2 separate regions of the Homo sapiens genome follow, and region 2 is linked to region 1. Evidence: chromatin loops called from intact Hi-C (ENCODE). Cell type or tissue: PC-3. All regions are shown on one strand.

What was found. A loop is a pair of places that touch in the nucleus more often than their neighbours do. Peaks named below come from ENCODE experiments on the same cell type or tissue, not always from the same donor. Only the 100,000 strongest peaks of a DNase experiment are listed, where the experiment ranks them.
Region 2: it touches region 1 in a loop (5-fold over the local background); 1 of 110 quality-filtered maps calls a loop at or near these places.

Annotation. Positions count from the first base shown.
Region 1 is chr14:62,000,650-62,005,649 of GRCh38, reverse strand. The region is part of intron 3 of SYT16 (synaptotagmin 16); the gene reads right to left. Among named protein-coding and RNA genes, the nearest start is that of LINC00644, 140 kb to the left of the region's middle. In PC-3, no CTCF peak of the experiment used is centred here; DNase peaks (open chromatin) are centred at 1,739, 2,829 and 3,479; H3K4me3 peaks cover 2,055 bases; H3K27ac peaks cover 4,492 bases.
Region 2 is chr14:61,892,460-61,897,459 of GRCh38, reverse strand. The region is part of intron 1 of SYT16 (synaptotagmin 16); the gene reads right to left. Among named protein-coding and RNA genes, the nearest start is that of SYT16, 82 kb to the right of the region's middle. In PC-3, CTCF peaks have their summits at 2,599 and 2,804 (motif pointing left); a DNase peak (open chromatin) is centred at 2,779; H3K27ac peaks cover 61 bases.

The DNA of each region.
Region 1 (5,000 bases):
TCTTTATCATTTTCTACTGCTCTTATTTTGCCTGTGAAATGGAAAGAAGTGGGTGGAATTCAAAGTCATAATGCTGTTTAAGGACTAATGTGAAAACTTCCAGGAAGCTAAAGGGAGCATACTTTTCCCTCTTCTTCCCTCTAAGTACCACCCTAAACCCTAGACATTGTCTATAAAACAGAGATCAGAAGACTGAGAAGTACAGAGAAGAAGGCAGAATGGATAGGAACCTTGGGACTCAAGGAACAACACAGTCGTGAGTTCCCTGGGCTCTTTTACCTCATATATCCCAGACCTGAAGCTGAAGAAGCTGGCAACACAAAAATGTCAATGTACACCGACCAAAACAAAAGTCTCAATAAAGGCTTGCTCTTTCTTCCCAAAGGACTAGGAAAAGGGCAGCCTAGTAAGCCAGAAAATGTTTAGATAGGACCTGCTCTACTCCAGCCAAACAGCACAGAAAAAAATTGTGTCCTCATCTTCACCCATGACAAGGCCACATAGGGAACCTAGACTTCCATCCTCACCAATCTGTAATGAGGCAACCCAATACTCTCACAAGGCATGCCAGACAAGGCCAAGCTAGGAACTGGAACTTCTATCCCTGATGCCAGAGGTGAGTATCCCCCACCCACACAGTGTTCACTGGAGACCATCTGGGAAGCCTCATCTACCACCCCTGCCTGGAAGTCATGAGGCACACCTCCCCCTCCCCATTTAGGTGATGTCAAGGGAGGTCTAGTAGAGACCCAAGACTTTCACCACAACCCAGTGGTAATGAGGCCACCCACACCGCAGGGTCAGTGGAAACCACATGAGGAGATGGAACTCCCATCTTAACTCAGCATTAATGAAGAGCACCTCTTCAAGGGTCAAAGATGCCAAGAGGGGAACCTCGTCTTCTGCCTCCACAGTAATGAGGTGGTATCCCATTGCATGCCAGAACCATGTCACAGACTCTTCATGGCACGTCTTTTTGGTGGAACAATGACAAAATAATGACAATTATTTCTCTTTATATGTTCATATTCTCTTAGGTTCCTTCTTACAAGCTACTATAATAGTTCTCCAATATTCTCCCCTCCAATTTAGCCTCCAAACTGATGCTAAAGTTATCCTTCTATATCAGAGTTCTGTGGGTGCTACCCTTGATTAAGATCTTTCTAAGATTCCCAACTGTTTACAGGATTATACGGTTTCCCTCTGTGTCCCCACTCAAACCTCATCTTGAATTGTAATCCCCATGTGTGGAGGGAGGGACAAGGTGGGAGGTGATTGGATCATGCAGGCAGTTTCCCCCATGCTGTTCTCATGATAATGAGGGAGTACTCATGAGATCTGAGGGTTTAAAAGTGACGCTTCCCTTTTGCTCACTCTCGCTTGTGCGCTCTCTCTCTCTGTCTCTCTGTCTCTCCTGTTGCCATGTAAGATGTGCCTTGCTTCTCCTTCACCTTCTGCCATAATTGTAAGTTTCTTCAGGCCTCCCCAGCCATGCAGAACTATGAATCAATTAAAGCTTTTTTCTTTATAAATTACCCAGTCTCCGGTATGTCTTTATAGCAGTGTGAAAATGGACTAATACACAGGATGAAGGCTAAATTCTTAACACAAAAACCAAAGACCTTCCCAATCACAGCCTTAGCTCTAGCCTCATGATCCATCCCTGAAAATGTCAGGCTTGTTCACATGTCAGCATTCACGACATTTCCTCCAGGTGGAATGCCTTTCTCCTTTCATTCACTTATTAAATTCTGACTCATCCTGACAAGAACTTTATCTGATCACCTCTGGCAAAATCATCACAAAAGTTATCACGTACATAACTATAACTTCTCACAAACTTTTTTTATAGGATTGGTTACATATATCTTACACATCACAGAACTCTTTAATGGAAGACCAATATGTTCTTTACACAATTATCCCTCAGCCCAAACATGCTACCCAGTTTAATAAGAATGTCCAATTCAATTTCACAGTGTAGTGTTAAGCATATAAACTCTATGTTCCAGCTTCCACTTAAGATGTAGACAGTTGGAAATAATGCTCCCACTCTTTAAACAACAACAAAATTTATATAAGTGGTCAAATCACATATTTTCTTAAACTCAGCAACCAACTAGTCCAAAAGTTAAAAAGAGGCAACTTATCTCAAGGAGAGAAAGAACACAAGCACTTGCTGGCAAGGGGCAGATACTAGATTCATACAAGCTGGTAAGAATTAAATGAATATTTTCCAGTTATTTGTAAAGGCCCAGTGGACTAGCACAGAAGTACAGAACCCATGGGAGTCACAAACCAAATGGAAATTCAAGCCCACTTAGAAGTTCTTCACAGAGCTCACCAGGCACTCACAAGAAAGACGGGTGGAGAGCAGGGGCAGAGAAAGCTGCTGTCGTGATACAGTCATGAGGAAGGGGAACAATGGCTACTACAGGCAAAATAAGAAGCCCCACCAAGATTCTGCTCTTGAATTTCCACTATGAAACAAAAGCCTTAGGCCACTTGGGGAAGGGTAGCTGATAAGTTTTGGCTGTGTCCCCACCCAAATCTCATCTTGAATTGCAGTTCCCATAATCCCCACATGTGGTGGGAGGGACCCAAAGGGAGGTAACTGAATCATGGGGGTGGTTTCCCCCATGCTATTCTCATAATAATGTGTAAGTTCTCATGAGCTCTGATGGTTTTACAAGGGACTTCCCCCTTTACTCAGCTCTCATTCTTCTTGCTGCTGTCATGTGAAGGATACATTTGCTTCCCCTTCCACCATGACTTTAAGTTTCCTGAGGCCTCTCCAGCCCTGTGGAACTATGAGTCAATTAAACCTCTTTTCTTTTTAAATTACCCAGTCTCAGGCAGCTCTTGATAGCATCATGAGAATGCACTAATACAACAGCAAATCCTGTTGCTTTCAGACCACAGGTAAAGACACGTTAAGGTGAGTAAGCAGAACAGAGTAAACACTTCTATCCCTGGGGAAGGGGCAGGAAAAACTCCTGGGGTCAGACCACTGCAGATTCCCCTGTCTCCGGGGAGAGAGGCAGGATTACTGAGAACGTCCTAACCTCAAGACATAGGAACACAGCAATTGCCTAAGACCGAGAGCACTCTACAACAGCAGGAAACACAACCTCCAACTCAACCACATCACACTAGCAAACAATAAGTAATGCATAATAACAGGCTTTTCCTGGGAAGGGGCAAAAGCCTGAAAGGAGAGACACTCTCTGATGCATAGGCAAAAAGAGGAGACGATGTTAAAGATGGAGCCAATATTGACAAAACTGTGTAACAAACAAGCCCCTACCCTAAACACAATGTAGTAATAGAGCATTTTGAAGCCTGTATTGCACTGAGATGAACGATAACAACAAAACAAAAACCCAACTCAAATGCTGACTAAACTGACTCAACCCCCTCACACTAAACATCCTGCATTAGAAAAGATTTGCTCACTTCCAGGCAAAAAATATCGCATACTTTCCCTACATATAATGTTCTATTTTCAGTCATAAATTACAAGACAAACAAAAAAGAAACAAAGAAAAACATCCTGTCTAGAGACAAAACAACCAAGACAGCCAAACTCAAATATGACTCAGATATTGGAACTATCAGACAAGGAATTTTAAAATAACTGTGATTAATATGTTAAAAGCCATAATGAAAAGGGGGGAATGTACATGAAGTGATGAGCAGAGGGACTGAAACTATTTTAAAATGCAATCAAATCAAAATGCTAGACACGAAAAACACGGTAACAAAAATAAAAAAGGCTTTCGTAGACTTGATGCTGTCAAAGAAAATATTAGTAAACTTGAAGATATGTTAGTAGGTACTACCCAAGCTGAACTACGAAGAAGAAAAAAAAGTGATGAAACAAAGAAAAATATCTGAGAGCTGTGGGATAATACCAATCTAATATTTGTACAACTGAATACCAGAAGGAGGAACAAGAGAGAATGGGGTAGAATAAATATTTGAAGACATGATCACCAAAACTTTTTCAAAAGTAATGAAAGCATTAAACCCACAGACCTAATAAGCTTAGAAAACACAAGAAAAACAAATACCAAAACATACACATGCATGCATGTCCATGCACAAACACTCCTAGACACACTCTACTGAAGTCCAAAGATAAAGACAAAATCTTCAAAGCTCCAAGTGAAAGAAACACATATTACATGCAGAAAAATAAATGAAAGTATTATAGCAAGCCATAAGATAGTGAAATGGCAATCTTAAAGTGCTGAAAGAAAATGACTGTCAACCAACATTCTATACCTAGCTAAAATATTTTTCAAATAATTGAGAAAATTTTTCAAGCAAAAGCTGACATAATTCTTTAGCAGCATATATACAGTATAAGAAATGTTAAAATGAAGAATGCTTCAAATTGAATAAATGAAGGTAATAAATAAAAATAATTAAAATATTTTTAAACATAAATGTCACGCATTTTTCAAAGAAAAGTTGAGATAATTCATAAGTGGTATATGTTCATGTGGCATAAATGAGGTAAATATAATCTTTTTATCTTTTTAAATTTTTGGTTTTGAGGAGGGGTTTTTAAAAATTATTTTTAGAGATGGGGTCTCAATCTGTCACCTAGGCTGGAGTGCAGTGGCACAATCACAGTTCACTGCAGCCTTAAACTCCTGGGCTCAAGCATTCCTCCCACCTCAGCCTTTTTTTGTCTTATTTTAACCATTCTAAGAGATAACCAATAGTCTAGGGCAAAGCAGTATCAGCGTATTATACGTTTATTGCATGTATAAGACTAAAATATATGACATCAATAAAACAAAGGATAAGCAGGAAGAATTGAGTATACTGTTGCAACATCATCAAACTATACATGAAATAGTACAGTATTATTTCAAGATAGACTGAAGTTAATTAAAGATCCATGCATTAGGGATCCTAGGATGACCATTAAGCCTTTTTTTAACATGAGCCCAGAGTGGATATATAATGAAATCATAAAAATACTCAGT
Region 2 (5,000 bases), 110 kb after region 1:
GGTGGAGCTGACACAGCACCATGCACTGGTTGATGGAAGCACAACTTTTTCCACCCGCTTTCCACAAGATCAACACCTCCACTGTGAGGCCGCTTTGCTCTTACCTGTAGACAACGTAAAGAAAATTCTAAAAACAATGCTGTCTCCTTAAATTCCTCTTCATTTCATGCTGCTTCCACGTTCTAGACCAGGGGTCAGCAAATTTTTCTGGAAAGGGTCAAACAGTAAGTATTTTCGGTGTAGGCCATATGGTCTCTGTTGCTACTCCTCATCTCTGCCAATGTAGTGTGAAAGTAGCCATAGACAATACGTAAACAAGTAAGCATGGTTGTGTTCCAATAAAACTTTATTTATAGACATTGAAACTTGAATTCCACATAATGTTCACATGAAATATTCTTTTTTTTCCCACCACTTGAAACTGTAAGAACTATTCTTTGCTCATACAAAGCAGACAGTGGAACAAAGCCCAGAGGCCATAGTTTGTTGACCTCTGTCTTAGATCATCTCAATTTAATAGGATAAATCTCAGTTCTAACAAGCAACTAATTCTGGTCCCAAGTAATACATAAAAGGAAACTTTATTAACCATTTCTTTTTGAGTTTTTGATATGGGAGGAGGGGGCTAGAGTTTACATATTTCTTTATAAATAATGCAAAATTATAAGATGAGCATCTAAAGTGCATAAAGCAAAATATTTTCAAGCACAACATATATAAGTGAAAACACTATTATATATTCATTTTTTAAAGTGTGACAAGGTCCCTATTTGGCATATTTTACTGGCCTATGTTGAATGGGCATGTATTCAGTCCAAAAACCTCTATTTCTTTCTGTAGTCTATAACCCAGAATTTTCATTAACTCATTCTGGCCTTACCACCACCACCCATTTTCAGTCTGAATGGGTAACTGGCCATACCCAAGGATTTTGTTCCAGAGCAACTGTTAAGGCACAACTTCATGGTTGACAATATACTTGAGCCTTCAACTAGTCCTCTCTGTGCTATGACTTTAGAAGCATTTCTCAAGGACACTCTATCCTCTTCCCAAAACCCTTTCCACTATGAGTAGGTATGTGGAAATGAAGTAGGCAATTATGTGATAAAACCTCACTTCAGTGTGGGGACTCCAGGACAAAGGGGTTTGTACATTACTTCCCAGGTATAGCCCAGGGGACCTGTACACCTTGCAGGAAGACCTCTAGTCCAGCTTGGTCCCCACAGCAGTGTGTGAGTGACGTATGGGGGTTCTTGCCCATATAAGCAAGAATAAGCCTTAGCTGAGCCTCACAAAGCACAGGGCCAGAGAAGATCTGGAAAATTCTGACCGGTTTCTACCCATCCCATCCCCCACGCCCACCAAGTTCCAAAAAAAAAAAAATGGCTCCAAAGCGACCAGTTGAGATCTCAGAGAGGTGTAAGGGCAAAGACCAAAGAACAAACTACAGTAATGACAAGGTAGCCCAGCGCAAACAGAGGGCAATCATGAACCACACTGTCCCCACGCGCACTGCCAGGCTGGAGATAAAACCCTAAGAGGTTAGCTCATCCTCTGAGGAGAAGTGATCATAGAAAAAAATTCCTAAATAACTAATATTTACCTAAAAATGCAGAATAAATGTACCTTAAATTGACAAGATTAATTTTTTTTTACAATTCAGGGTAATAAAGACTCAAAAATCCAATTAATTCAGAATAGTAGGAGTAACAGTGGTAGTAATGCAAGAGTAACAGTAGCAGTAGTAGTAACAATATAGTAGAAATACATAGTAACAGCAGCAGCATCAGTGGTGTGGTAGTAGTAATACAATAGTAGCTAGTGGTGGGGGTAGCAGTAATAGTAAAATACAGCTAATATTCACTGAGTACTTTCTATTTGCCAGGCCCTGTTTTAAGCATTTTACATAAAAGTACTCATTTAATCCTCACAACAACCCTTTGAGACAAGTATTTATATTCATTTTGCAGATGAGAAAACTCAGACACAAAAAGGAACAGCTTGAACAAGAAAAAGATTCAATGAATATTTGCTGAGCTGAAAAGTGGACACATTTATGAAATCAAACATAAGCAGGAAGTGGTACCCACACAAAATCAGCAAGGTGTGGGCATCCCAAAGTCACTGGCAAAGTTTCTTGGTGCTCTAGATTTGGAAGCCAGAGGGATTCAGCATTAGAGGAAGAACTTTGATTTTTTTAAAAAAAATTTAACTAAACAAAAGAGATAAGGATGGGAAACCATCAGAGGTTAAGTTGTTATCAACCTACCTGTGCGATCTAATCATTACCTCCATTCCTTCACATTAGTTCACAATGGATTCCTTTATTCTTCCTCTGATATAATGCCATTAACGATACCAACTTCCAAAAATGAGGTTTCTAGAGCCCCCGTTGTTTCTGCCGTTCTGCACTGCAAGCAGTGGGCAGAGCTGAGGAGTGAGGCAGCTGGCAGGGAGCAAATGTCATTGGGCCCAGATGGGCCAATGCTTTGAGACAGTGTTGGAGCCCACAGCTACTCCTGGTCCAGAAACTGCCCCCCAACAAGCCATGACCCCATCTCTTTGGTAATTTGATATCCTGTCATTTGATTGCATTTTTTCCATGCAAAAGTCCTTAGTGGTAAATATTTATTTTATAATTAAAGCGATTTTAAGTTTTAAAAACATGATGGTTTCCTACTTAGCCACAGGGAAGATTTGTCATCCCAATTAGGAAATGAAGTGATTCTTGAGTGTGCACAGAATCCAGCCTCCCTCTCTGAGAAGACCACACTGGGCCCTAGATAATCACGCCACCTAGCGGCACACTTGTTCTTCTGAGAACCTCCCTCAATCTGAAATGAGGGTGCCCAGCCATCAGTTAAATTATTCCATCTCACAGCCTATGAATTTCAATAAATATACCATCTGTTCACCTTCTGTGTGGGAGTTCAATCATCTTCTTGGCAGCAGGATTATTCTACAGCAATTACCTATGTCTTTATCACCTCTCATTGAGCTGCAGCAGCCATCTCTGTAAAACCAAAAAGTTTTAAACCACAGTTGCTGCAGATAGGACGGTCTTATGTCTAGAACACAAAAAAGATGTCTACACTTGATTTGGGGGGCAGGGGGTGGGTACGGAGAGAGAACCGAGAACCTAATGAACAGGCTTTTTTTTTTTTTTTTAATTTCGAGACAGAGTTTCGTTCTTGTTGCCCAGGCCGGAGTGCAATGGCGCAATCTCTGCTCACTGCAACCTCAGCCTCCCGGGCTCAAGCGATTCTCCTTCCATGGCCTCCTGAGTAGCTGGGATTACAGGCACCTGCCACAATGCCCGGCTAATTTTTTGTATTTTTAGTAGAGATGGGGTTTTACCATGTTGGTCAGGCTGGTCTCGAACTCCTGACCTCAGGTAATCTGCCCGCCTTGGCCTCCCAAAGTGCTGGGATTACAGGCATGAGCCACCATGCCAGCCAGGCCTTTTTTTCCTGAGCTGTGGGGTAGAACTGAGGAGCCTTCTCCTTAGACTGCCAGGTTTTGATGTGTTGAGGTAACAAGATTTGCAAAAGAAAAAGGCCACCGCTGAGAGAGGAGCCACAGGCTCTCAGATGCGGAATCAGAAGATGCAGAATCGGGGGACATGGGACCTACCTCCAGCTCTGCCACCATGTGCACAATCAAGTTGCCTGAGCCTCAGTTTCCTCTTCTGTAAAATGGGGAGGTTGGAATGGTGACCACTGAACTTCCCTTTGGCTCTGAAATCATAAGATTCTAGTGGATGGAAAATGGGAGCCTACAGTGCAGCCCACGCCCAGATGTACCACTGATTTGCTGAGCTTCACTGAGTTGCTAAGTAAAATTACAGCTAAAAAAAGAAAACGTCACAAGCACCCAAGTGATTTGAATGCTTTTTAAATCTGGATTATTATTAATGATTCTTTTTGCACAGTATATGAGAGGAGGAAACAAAGGCTTGATGAGGTTAATTTGCTCCAGGTCACCCCCTAGAAAATGGGGAAGCTGAAACTTAACTTATGCCATTTGGTTCCAAAGTCTAAGCTCTTATACAGTGCCATATTGGAAGGCTTCACATAAAAGCAGAATTTCAGGACAATATCTAAAATCAAAGAAGGAATGAAAGGCATTTCAGAGGAAAGCATAAACGTACAAGTCATAAATACCCAGCGTTAACTTTATATTGGTTTAGTACCAGCTGCTTGTCATCCAATTATGTATCCAAACAGCCTGGCTATGGCCATAACAATGCTGTGTGCTCCCCAAACCACATTCACTTTCTTTCTGGGCACATAAGAACACGAAGTTTCCCAGTATCTCTTCTGGTAAGATCAAGAACAGGAACTGGGTTCCAGTTAATGGGAAGTGTGCAGGAATTCTCTACACCACATGAGTGTCGCTATAACGGCCTGTTTTATACTCTTTTCCTCCTATTGATGCCCTGGAAGTGAAGGACTCCAGTACAGCAGGACCACACCTGAGTCACCACACTGAGGAAGGCTTGTGGAAGGCGGCCCCACCTGCACTGGACCGTGGCAAAGGGAAGGAAAAAAAAAAACCGTTTATTCTGTATTTTACTGAGATGTGGGGGTTGTTTGTTACAGCCACTACCAACCAAGCCTGGCCAATGGGAACAGTAATGGTGCCTTAGTTTTCTTGCCGGCCCGGTATCTAATCCCCTTTCTTCTGAATGCAGTCCTCAATTCCCCTTCTCCAGCACTCTGATGTACCTGAACTTCAGTCCACATGGTTCAGAAAGGGATGTCACCACCCCCCATCGGTTCTAAAGCCTCTTGGTCCCCACATCAGCCAAATGAGAGTCAATCCTGAGACTTTTTACTGGAACTATTGTGAAAGGGAAACTCTTTTTCCACTGGGAAGGCCAAGCTGGGGATACAAGTCTGGAGCAGCAGGCAGGTCACCACGGAGGAGAGTCAGCCCTGGAACAAAATTAGCAAAGGGAGCAACAGAGCCATGAGAGGGCTGGGGTGAGGAAGAATAAA